Linked DNA regions of Mus musculus: region 1 is linked to region 2. Evidence: chromatin contacts called from ENCODE Hi-C or POLR2A ChIA-PET data. All regions are on one chromosome and are shown on one strand. Each heading gives the region's core, a stretch centred on a gene start or an enhancer-like site at or near the end of the contact. The rest is flanking DNA. Distances are from core to core; before and after follow the strand shown.

Region 1 (5,452 bases), core at 249-2,748, 210 kb before region 2:
CAGCCACGGGAGAAACGTGAATATCCTCGAGATACTGATGAAGGATCTGCTAAATACCCTTCCAGGGCCTGGGTGAGTCCCAGGCTGACAGGCAGGAGAGAGGATGGGGCACTGGTGAGGATCCTGGGTTCTGGAGTAGGGTAGAAGTTACTGAGACAGTGCTGGCCCATCTCAGAAGTTATACATGGTTTGGCCTTCTTCCCCTAAATGGGAAGGAGCTCTTGGGCTGCCTTTTCCCTACTCCAGAGGTGGGGGACTCAGAAAGAGCACCTCCCGCTGTGGTCTAGCTTAGGGCTCCAGCACCCTCATCAAGGAAGCACTCAATAGTAACCCCAGATACCTAACTTCCTTTGTACTAGACACCTAGCCAGGGATGCCTCTTCAACACAAGGCAAGACTTGCAAGAATGTAGACCAGGGGCTGGTTGCCCAGCCTTGCTGCTAGCCACCACCAATGAAGAGGTGGTTGTGGCTGTGGGTACCAGCCCTGTGCTTCTGTTTCCTTGGGGGGTCGGCTCTGGATCTATGTGACTTGGGTGCGCAGGGCCAGTCATGCTGTGCTTGGGGCTGCGGTCTGGCAGGGGCGGGGGGGGGGGTGGTGGTGGTTGGGAAGCCTTGAGGCCCCTCTCTGGCAAAAATAGTCCGCAGTGGTTAGAGCTAGGAGGGTGAGTCAGGCGGGAGTGCGGTGGCGCCTAACCCCTTCACTGCCGCCAGAGCTCCGTAGTTTGTGCCTTTGCCTGGGCTCACCCAGGCCAGGTTCTCCCCCCCCCCCCCCCCCCCCCGCTATCCTGAAGTTGGGCTCACTTTGGGATCCTCTCAGGCCTCCCTCATCTCTTGTGCAGCAAACGCGCGAGCGTGGAGCATGCATTTGGGTTATCTCAAGCATTCATCCAGGAATTCCGGAGAGGAGACCCCTGAGATCTCGGATGCCTACCAGAAAAGGGGAGCATAGGGACTGACAGGAGGTCTTAGGAGCTACCCGAGCTTTTGACCAAGGCCAAATTCTGAGGCCAAACCTGAGCCCTCCCAAGGGGCAGGCGTAAGGCTCTGAGGTGGGCGGGAGCCAAGCCACACAGTGGCTCCTCACTTGCAGGCTCAGAGTGCCCTGGTGCGCACAGGCTCGTGGGCTCTTCAAGAGACCGTCAGTAACCCTAAGGTCGTCTAGATCCGTCCTCAGCGTGTCAAAGGAGCGCTTCAATCACCCACTCTCGGAGGCAAAGGAAAACGATGAAAGACCCTGTCATTGGGACCAGATCCTGGTCCCTTGGGGTCACCGCACTCTCCCTACAGCCTCGGGAGACCCCGGAGCAGGTGAGTGGAACTCCGACCACTTGCCCCTGGAGTGGGGCTAATCGTGATCCCGGCGTCCTGTGTGTGTGTGTGTGTGTGTGTACACGCTTGGGGGGGGAGCGGCTGCGTTCTCCTGGTCAAGTCAGGGGGTGGGGTGCGGGTGGGGTGGGGATGCCCCGGGCTCTGGGAGGGGCCGCAGTTCCGTCAGCTCGAGCAGAACCACCCGTGAGTTAGGTCGAGCAGAGCCAAAGCCCCCGGTGCTTCGTCGCGGGTTCGCTCGCTAGCTATCTGGATCACTCCCTCCCTTTTACCCTCCCTTCCTCCCGGCGGGCGGCCGCGGCGACGCCGGGGAAGCGGCAGAGAGGAGTGGCTGGGCGCTGGGAGAATGCTGCTCCGCCGAGGGGGCTGAACCCGACAGTTTCCCCACGGTTTAAGCCCCAAGAGCCGGGCCCGAGTGACTCAACCGCGAGCCTTGTGGATCCTGCACCTGAACCGCTGGAGGTAATGGGGCGGGAGAGAACAGGGAGGGCAGAGACTAGACAGGCACGCGGGCGGTCAGACAAGACAGACAGACAGACAGACAGACAGACAGACAGACAAGCGTCCCCCCTCAAGAGCACAGACAACGCTGAGAAAGCCAGATATAGAGATACCTACAGAATAAAGAAGTGCCTTCGGATTCAGAGGGCAATGAGGGGGTGGGGTAGAATTGGGGTCGGACCCTTGGGGACTAGATGGTGTCGCACTGCAGAGGGAGCGTGTAGTTAGAAAAGGGGCGGGGGTAGATGGGGAATCTGTGGCCTTGGCGCAGGGCACCTGGTTTCCCTCGGGGCCTTTGTAGCCCACTTTCCCCCTGGTGGGAGCCGAGGCCAGAGAGTGGTTCCAAGAGCCTGACCTCGGACCCTTCTAATCTAGCTTGCCTGGTATTGCCAGCACGAGGAGGCAACACCCCTCCAGGTGGTGGGGAACCCCCTTCTAATCCCTCCCTCTAACCCTGTAAGGGCGGGCAGATCAGTTGTGGGGCCCACAGAGAGGGAGCGGTTGGTGAGGAGGGATAGAGGGTCTGAGAGAACCGGTCTCAAATGGGTATGTGAGTGTCCCAGGACCCTGCGTCGTGTCTGGCTGGCTCGGACTCCAGGGGTGCTCCGGAGGGCCTCGGGCTGCTCAGACCCTTCCTCTTTGACAGGTTCCAGGACGCAGACACTGGAAGTCAAGGGGTGACTAGTATTGCACAGTTTGGGGAGGGGTGAGAAAAAGCTAGTGGGGCTTCATTGGTGGCTTAAGGAGCTGAAACAGAGCGTCCTTCGGTCCCAGGGAGCCAATCTAGTCCTCATCAAATGTCCCTGTCCCCGCAGGCGCTGACTGACTCGCCCACCGGAGCCTCCGGGCTTCGACATGCTGGAGGAGCCCCGGTCTCGGCCTCCGCCCTTAGGCCTCGCGGGTCTCCTGTTCTTGGCTTTGTTCAGTCGGTGAGCGTTTTTTTATCCAGTTCCAGGGGAGGGAAAGCACCGATCTGGGTTAGGGAGGATAGGGATGGGGCGTGCGACTAGACCCCAGACCCTTGTCGCTTGTCCCCAGGGCTCTAAGCAATGAGATTCTGGGCCTTAAACTTCCCGGTGAGCCGCCGCTGACGGCCAACACCGTGTGCTTGACCCTGTCCGGACTGAGTAAGCGACAGCTGGGGCTGTGCCTGCGCAGCCCCGACGTGACGGCGTCGGCGCTCCAGGGGCTGCACATCGCCGTTCACGAGTGTCAGCACCAGCTGCGCGACCAGCGCTGGAACTGCTCGGCACTGGAGGGCGGCGGCCGGCTGCCGCACCACAGCGCCATCCTCAAGCGCGGTGAGCCTGACGGGGCGGCTGTGTGTGCTGCTGCCCAGGCGCGGGGGGCAGGCCGAGGCGCGCGGAGGCGGGAAGGGACCGGCTCACGGCTTCGGGAGGGGCCTCTCCGGGAATTTCCCCAGGAGCTGCGCTCAGCTAGATCTGGTCACCGGCTGGGCCTCTGCCTGCCTGCCTGCCTTCCACCTGCGTCGCTGGCGAGGCAGCTGGGTCCCTGCTTCCCTACCCCAGGGCCTCCCTTTTCTGCCTCCACCTAATTCGGATCTGGGATGCACCTGTGAACAAGAGATGCCCCCCAACCCAAGAAGCTTCAAACACACCCCCCCTCAACCCCCTATTTTTCTCTCCCCTCCCTCTCCACCCAGACAAGTCCAGGCTGGTGTCCCCAGAGTCTCAGCGGGGGTGGGGTGACGCCCCCAACCGTTTAAGGGTTAAACCTGCTCCCCTAATTGCTGGGGTTCCCAGGAGCCAAAGCTGGGAACAAAGACCCTGATGGCTTTGAAGCTGGGGAGTAGCCCCCTCCTCTGTGCTGTGGGGGCCCCAGGTGTCCCTCACCTGAACAGGTGAGGAATGGCTGGAGGGCCACAAAACAGGTCACTGCTGGCCTGGTCTAGAAGGAATGGTCCGGGAGGCTCCATTGCCTCTCCCTATACTCAACTGAAGTTTACTCCCAGAGGACTAATGATCCACGGAAGGGGGTGGGGGTGGGCTCAGTCCAGGGATAGAGTAGTGCTTTGGGGACTATGGGGTTAATAGGCAGCTGCCATCTGGAGGGGAATTCCCAAGACGTGTGCAAACAGCTTCACCCTTGGATGGTTGGGGGATCTTGGGGCTGGCCCTGGAGCCCTAGATTCCCGGGTAAGAGGGGCCTGGCCTCCAAACCAACTGTCTTTCATCTTCTCAGAACTCTTGCTTGCAAGTGCCCTTGCTTAAAATGAAACGAGGGACCCCCCTCCTTCTCTGCAGGGCCTGATATAGTGGAAGGTTTTGATGGTGAGGATGTCTCTCTAAGCCTGGGAAAGATTTGTCATCCCAAGCCCCGTCCTCAATGACCGCCCCCCCCCCAAACATAACAGAGAAGCCAACCTTTTAAAAGGGCCTTGGGGAAAATCACTCCTGACTTTCTCCTCCTCCCAGTATTTTATAAGGTAATAGCAGGTTAGAATAAACATAAAGGGCAAATATAAAACTAGAACCTGGGAAGGGGGTGGGCAGCTCCAGCATGCTAGGGGTTGTTACTGCAGTGGTAGGTGGTAGTGTGGTTTAAAGACTCATTTAATAAGGTGGGGGAAGAACCCCAAAGCCAAAGGTGCCCCCCAAGCTCCCTGCAGAGAGATGCAGAACTCCTGGAACACACCTTCAGAAGTCCTCAGGACTCTTTCTGAATTATCTCAAATCCAGAGGTCTCTCTAGGCCCGTGGTTCTTAACCTCTCTGGAGGGCTGAGAGGATATTCAGTGCCTGAGGGTTGATCTTGGGGTGGTCAAAAGTCAGATATCCTGCATATCAAATATTTACATTATGGTTCACAGCAAAATTGCAGATATGAAGCAGCAATGAAATAATTTTATGGTTGGGGTCATCACAACCTGAGGGAACTTGTATTATAGGGTTATAGCTTTAAGAAAGTTGAGAACCACTGTCACACCCCAAAATGACAGATTTACAGAGATTTGGCTTTAGTGGTATCTTGACCCATGGGTCTGAGGCCTGGTGTTATTTCTTGTCTCAGGATGCTGTCCCAAATCACTCAGCTGATAAATGACAGAGTCAGGACTCAGAAATTTCTGACATTGGCTGCTGCTACTAGTGGTAGTTCACACCTATGCGCTTAGGAAGCTGAGGCAGGAGAATTGTCAAGAGTTCAAGGCCAGCTTGGGCTACATAGAAGATCCAATTGGATTTTTTTTTTTTTTTTTTTTTTTTTTGCTATTAGAGGGTGGCTGGTGTCTCTTTCTCAGCCTGCCATCTGCCTTCTCCCCTCAGCTCCCTGTCAACCTTACCCCAATCCATTTTCTCCCCAGGTTTCCGTGAGAGTGCTTTCTCCTTCTCCATGCTGGCTGCTGGGGTCATGCATGCTGTTGCCACAGCCTGCAGCCTGGGCAAGCTGGTGAGCTGCGGCTGCGGATGGAAGGGTAGTGGTGAGCAAGACCGGCTTAGAGCCAAGCTGCTGCAGCTTCAGGCACTGTCTCGGGGCAAGACTTTCCCCATCTCCCAGCCCAGCCCTGTTCCTGGCTCAGTCCCCAGCCCCGGCCCCCAGGACACGTGGGAATGGGGTGGCTGTAACCACGACATGGACTTCGGAGAGAAGTTCTCTCGGGATTTC
Region 2 (6,150 bases), core at 2,956-5,455:
AGCAGCCAGGAGAGGCTACTACAGGCCTGGAGTGCGGGCAGTTTGTGAGTTTTCTAAAGGATGTGCTTTCTACTAGAGGGGACAGAAGACTTCTTCATTTGAAAGCAAGAATAGTCTCATCACATAATGCTGAGACCTTGTGCGGTGGTGGTGGGTGGGGTTTGCGGGCCGGAAAGAGATGCTGATACAAGACTAAGGGTTCCTAGGGTTTTTATGGAGAGATAAACAGAACTTTGGTGGAATTAGAAAGACCAGAGTGGGTGCGTACCCGGGGAGCGAGCCGTCTGCCATGCTTCAATCTTGGGTTTTTACTTCTCCGCTCCGCTTCCCCATCCCACAATGCCTTGCTCAGTGCCTTGCCACACTTAATGTCTGTCCTTCATTACATTTCCGTTCCGTTCTACCGGAGATCCTTTCTCCTCCACCTTTATGCTTTCAACGTTTTAAAAAAGATTTATTTACTTTATGTATGTGAGTACACTGACACTGTCTTCAGACACACCAGAAGAGGGCATTGGATCCCATTACGGGTGGTTGTGAGCCACCATGTGGTTGCTGGGAATCGAACTCACAGAGATCCACCTGCCTCTGCCTCCTGAGTGCTGGCTGGCTCAAACTATGTATCTTAATAATGCTATGAAGTAACAGGAAGTGGAGCTGAGTGGCGGCTGTCCCTGCTGTGCAAACTTAACTGTGCTAACAATTGGTCATGAAAGAACATCTCTAACTCTGCTCAGAAAGGAAATGACTCGGAAGTGGCTAAGACTCTCTTAGGAAAGGCATGGCCCTCTGCCCACCGTGCTGAGTCCTCCTTACTTGTTTCTTGAGCTGTGTTTCTCTTTTTACTCTGAAAGTAATGTTGATATCCTAGTAGATATAAGTTGAAGAAAGCCATCTCAGCATCCCCTTCTCTTTAGAATGTCTACACTGGAGCTCCAGGTTCTAGTAACCATGGTAAAGGCTTGGAGCGTTACCGTAACTGGCAGTTCCTTTGTCCAGTAGAGCACAGGATTTGTGGGTTCTCCATGGAGCTGCAACTGCGTGAGCTAAATAATTCCAGGAAGCTTGAGGTATCAAGGATCATTACTTTTTCTTTTATTTTCAAGACAGAGTTTCTCTATGTAGCCTTAGCTATCTTGAAACTTGTTATATAGACTAGGATGGTCTCAAACTCACAGAGACCCACCAATCTCTCTGCCTCCTGAGTGCTGAGACTAAAGGTGTGTGCCAGCACAGCCGGGCTTATCGAGTTGTTTAATTAATTTACGTTACATTCAAATTGCAGTGCACACACACACACACTTTCTCTCTCTCTCTCTCTCTCTCTCTTTTTTTTGGAGACAGGGTTTCTCTGGTTGTCCAAGAATTCACTCTGTAGACCAGACTGGCCTTTAACTAAGAGATCCACCTGCCTCTGCCTCCCAAGTCCTGGATTAAAAGTGTGAGCTAACACTGATGGCCTGCAGGCTCATTACCTTTTATTTTTTGTTTTTTCTTTTTTTGCTCATTACCTTTTAAAAAAACTGCTGTCATCCTTTGAGAACTTTGTGCAATGTATTTTGATCATCTGCATCCACCCCCACCTCTTCCATCTCCCCCAGATGCCCTCCATTTTGTCCTTCCTAACTGCATGGCCTCCTTTCCCTATTCAGTGACTCTAGTTAGTGCTGCCTAGCTGCACATGGGTGTGGGGTCATGGGCAACTGGCCAGTGGTCACTTTCCCCTCAGCAGCCATCACCCCTGTCCTGTCCTTGCTGGACTCTTCACTGGCCTGACTGGTGCAGGTAAGCACAGCTGTAGTGAGCTGCTGTGTACGGTAGCCAGGTGGCATTCCCTATCTATCAGCATCCTCCCAAGCCCTCCCCTTTTGAGACAGGGTTTTACCGTGTCTTGGAACTCATGAAGTAGACCAGGCTGGTCCTCAAACTCAGAGATCTGCCTGCCTGCAGGACAGCTAGGGCTGTTACAGTGAAAATCCTATCTCAAAAGGCTTTGAGGGTGTGTGAGATGGCTCGGTTGAGTAAAGGTGTCTGAGTTGAGCCTGATGACCCATGTTTAATCTTTGGTAAACATGGTCCTGTGGTAGAAAGGACGCTCTAGAATTATCCTCTGATGTCTAGCCTTACACTGAGGCATGTGAAAGCTATGTTGTGTATGCACAGCACATGTATATACACTCAAGTTTTTAAATTAAAAAAACTCCCTGAAGAAGGAATCTTGGAGAGGGGAGGCTGGGGAAGACTGGGAGGAGAAACTGCAGTTGGGGTGTATATGAGAGGAAAAAACTGAAAAAAGAGACAGTGACATACATAAAACATGGGAACTTCTTTTTTTATATATATAATTTATTTTTTTTGGAGACAGGATCTCTCTATGTAGTCCTGGCTCTTGTTATGTATCCCAGGTAAATATCCCGCTCAGGTTGGAAAGCTGGAGCGGGGCTGCGACTTAACAGAGGCCTTGAACTTAGAAAATTTCCACATGGTGCTGGTGGTAACTTTCCACATGGTAGAGGCAGTTTTGATTCATCCATGAGCAGATCCTAGGATACTTTTGGGCTTCTAAACTATTTAGCCTTGGGGCACTTGAGGTCGTCAGGGGATAACTGGCTAGAGTCAGTTCTCCTCGATCTATGATGGGGGGGGGGGGTTCTCGGGGATTGAATTCACACCAGAGTTGACAGCAGCCTCTCCTACCTGCTAAGCCACCTCGAGGGGACCCTCATTTATGCAGACACATTTCCCAGAGGACTTCTGGCGAAAAAAATAGACCCCAAATCTTCAAGATTGATTGCCAATCCCCTTGCTAGTGGGTGGATACAGTGGGCTCTTGGTAAACAAAAGATCTAGAGTTTGGGATTGTGTGAACATCAATACCGAGTTCAAGGCAGCGACCGAGGCCCGGGGACAGAGACACCCTGGTGCAGCCAGGAGGCTGAGGCGGACATCGGCCCCAGCTTGCTTTTTACAACCTCACAAAGTGGACCTGGGAGTGAGGCCAGAGCACAAATTATCTCTTGATCTCCTTCTTCTGATAATCCTCCCCAATGCAGGACACAAATTATCTCCTGATCTCCTTCGCTTGATAACCTTTCCCTACGGGGTGGGTTTCCTAGAACTACTGACCTGACGCGCAGGGGAGCTTGCATAACCTTGGGCCCTCCCTGACTGGATGTTTGGAATCTGAGCCTGCAAGCTTATCGCCTTCACTGACAAAGAGAAAAGAATGCAAAAGAAAAAAGGCCTCCAGACCTAAACGATAAACGATCGGTGGTGTCCTTGAGCGTGGCGGGGTGGTGGTGCAAGCCTTTAATCCCAGCACTCGGGCAAAACCCGACGCCCCTCTGAGCTCCAGGGATGACAAAAATAAGAAAGGAAAGAGAGAAAAAGACCCCTTTACCCGGGGCTGGAGAGATGGCTCAGCGGGTAGGGGCACTGACTACTCTTCCAGAGGTCCTGAGTTCAATTCTCAGCAACCACATGGTGTCTCACAACCATCTGTAATGGGATCCGATGCCCAATTCTGTTGTCTAAAGACCACTACAGAGTACTCATATACATAAATGAAGATAAATAAATCTTTAAAAAAAGGCCCCTTTACCCCCCCCCCCCAAACACTCAAACGAAGCTCAGTGGCGTTGATTTTATTCCTTCCAGATGATTGGCCGCAGTGAAACGGGAGGAAAGGCTGCTACAAAATAGGAGAGCGGTTTCCAAACGCGCCGGAGTTCTCCATGCCGGAGCTAAGAACCCAGGAACCTTTTAGTGGCTTTCGCGTTTCTGCACGGGGCAGGGCCACTCACTGTCTCGTCCTTTCTCGGTTTTCTGAGAGTCTCGCCTATTTCCCCTGCCACTTTTTCCGTAAGCCCGGTGTTACAAAGGGGCCTCCATCACGCACGTCCTCGGAAACTACCCAGCCAAGCGCAGCGAGCGTTAACTAGAGGCCCGCCGGTGAGGCCCCCTTACCGCAGTTCTCGCGCGGAAAGACGAGACCTTTAAAGAACGACGTCAGATAGTCCCGCCCACCTGGCGGTCACACGACCGGATCCTGCGTCCCGGCCGCCGGTCCGTTCTTAGCCGCGGACTGGCTGTGGATTCGTCTACGGGGTGTCGGAGGGGTCATTCCGGAAGTCGGCGCTGGAATCTTCGGCTTTCTGGGCGGAAGTGTGTCACAACCTCGGTGGTCGCCCCTTGGAGGAAGTTCGTCACGTCGCAGTAGTCTCGGCACGGCGGATGTGTGTCGCCGCTCCGGTGACGCTGGGAAGTGCTCGCAGCCCCCGCCGCTGCCTCTTGGTTGAAGCACTATGGAGGGAGAGAGGAAGAACAACAACAAGCGGTGGTATTTTACTCGCGAGCAGCTGGAGAACAGCCCGTCGCGTCGCTTTGGCGTGGACTCCGATAAAGAACTCTCTTACCGCCAGCAGGCGGCCAATCTCCTCCAGGACATGGGACAACGTCTGAACGTGTATCCTTTCGGCCTAGGCCATCGGCCTCGGAGTGCGTCCGGCCATGCTTCGACGTCCGGGCCGGCGACGCTGGTGGGGACAGAAGCGGGTGGGGTGGTGGCAGGAGCTGGGCGTCTAAGTTGGGAGAACCCACAATGGCGCTCGCTGGCCGAGCCACTGTTCGCGCGAGGGAAGTGAGGCGGAGTCAATTTCCCGCTCGCTCACCGGTGCCACCGGCCGGGCTGCCGACTCGTACCTCTCCTGTCTTTGTGTTTTCGCTGCTCCTTCCCAGCCCCCGTCCTCTGGATTCTGCCCTGTTTTAGTGGCTTTTGAGAGTCTTCTTTCTGCTGTGACCTAAGGCTCCGTTTAGGACGTTTCGCTATCGACTCTGCCTCCCCAAAGTGTATAAAAAGGGTTTCGGGAAATTCTGTACGCAAAGGACTTATGAAGGTGGTCTGGAATTGCTGCCCCAGTTTTGGTTCCAAGCCCGTTTCTCTCACTAGCTGGCTAACCTGTCAGATTCTCGTTTAAAACAAAATGTCCCAATGTCTGCCACCACGCTTGATATTCAAACGTTCTAGTAGCTGTTTCATGGAATTTAAGAGGAAAAAAAGATGTCAACTTAGGTTTGGGGGGAGGGGATATACAAGTTGGTATGCTTAAAGTAGTTTTCAGAATATTAAGTCCTTGCTTCTTTGGGCACTAGTGATAGTTTATTCATTAGGTTTCAAAATTTAGAGGTAATGTAGTTTAGTGATTTCCCCCCTCCCAGTTTTTCTTATGAAAATACAGTCTTGTGGCAAAACTAATAGTTTTAAAGTTCTTTCCGTTGTCCATATATATATATATTTTTTTTCTTTTTCTTTTTTTTATTTTACTTCCACTTATGTAGCATTTATTTAAGAGTGATGCTGAGGGCTAGGCCTGGTGTCCTGTGCCTTTGATCTGAGCTTTGGAGAAGTAGAAGCAGGCCAGAATTTCCATGTAAGACCCTGTCTCCAAGAAAGAAAAAAAAGTGCAGAGTTTAGGTCTCTAGTGTTTTTAAGTCTGAAGGTTGTATGTTGTATAGGTGTTCTCTTTATTGCCAGTTGTCTCCTATTGAAATCCAGTTTCCCAAGCATTTGGTCAGTGCACGATCAAACCTCTCTGAGTTTCTGTCTGTGTTTACGGCACCTTTTAAATGTGTGTTTAAGCTTGCCGCCATCATATTGTCACTTCTATGCAGACTGTTGCTGAGGTCTGTGGGAATAAGTACTCTTACGTTTTGGGGAGGTTGGAATGGTACCCGTACAAAGGAAGGCAGGGGTTTATTTTCAGTGGATGACTATCAAATGGTTTCAAAGGTTTTATACTTCAGAGGTCATGTAATATTTCCTGAAGGAATCAGAACTAAGCAGGGTGTGGTGGTGCGTACCTTGAATCCCATTGCTCAGGATGGGGAGGTGAGCAGATCTCTACTTCTGATGCCAGCCTGGTCTACACAGCACGTTTTAGGACAGTCAAGGATTCATAGAAAAACCCTGCCTTGAACACTGCCCACCCACCTCCTCACCTCCCCCACGCCCCCCCCCAAAAGAAAGTAGAACTGGAAAACTTAATTATTGAAGTTTAAGAAGGTGAGAGAGAGAAAAGTTCCAAGAGCCTAGTAAGGGAAGGCCTGGTAAATATCCTTAAAAAGTTATTTTTTGTGGGGCTAGAGAGATGG

The links. A loop is a pair of places that touch in the nucleus more often than their neighbours do. ChIA-PET counts read pairs that join two places held with the same protein, here RNA polymerase II (POLR2A).
Region 1: POLR2A ChIA-PET joins it to region 2 with 10 read pairs in embryonic stem cell. The contact joins the promoter of Wnt10b here to the promoter of Ccnt1 in region 2. A Hi-C loop is called at or near these places in 3 of 37 maps with a recorded cell type or tissue (Patski and left cerebral cortex). POLR2A ChIA-PET finds 5 or more read pairs at or near these places in 2 of 5 experiments (Patski and embryonic stem cell).

What each region holds. Positions count from the first base shown.
Region 1 is chr15:98,774,196-98,779,647 of GRCm38, reverse strand. Wnt10b (wingless-type MMTV integration site family, member 10B) reads left to right here and starts at 1,498. Exons shown (of 5, transcript NM_011718.2): 1 at 1,498-1,790; 2 at 2,645-2,758; 3 at 2,868-3,130; 4 at 5,151-5,452. The coding sequence starts at 2,685.
Region 2 is chr15:98,565,791-98,571,940 of GRCm38, reverse strand. Ccnt1 (cyclin T1) reads left to right here and starts at 4,205. Exons shown (of 9, transcript NM_009833.2): 1 at 4,205-4,465. The coding sequence starts at 4,305. 9330020H09Rik (RIKEN cDNA 9330020H09 gene) reads right to left here and starts at 4,617. Exons shown (of 2, transcript NR_028442.1): 1 at 4,416-4,617; 2 at 1,077-4,302. 4930415O20Rik (RIKEN cDNA 4930415O20 gene) reads right to left here and starts at 937. Exons shown (of 4, transcript NM_001201322.1): 1 at 817-937. The coding sequence starts at 895.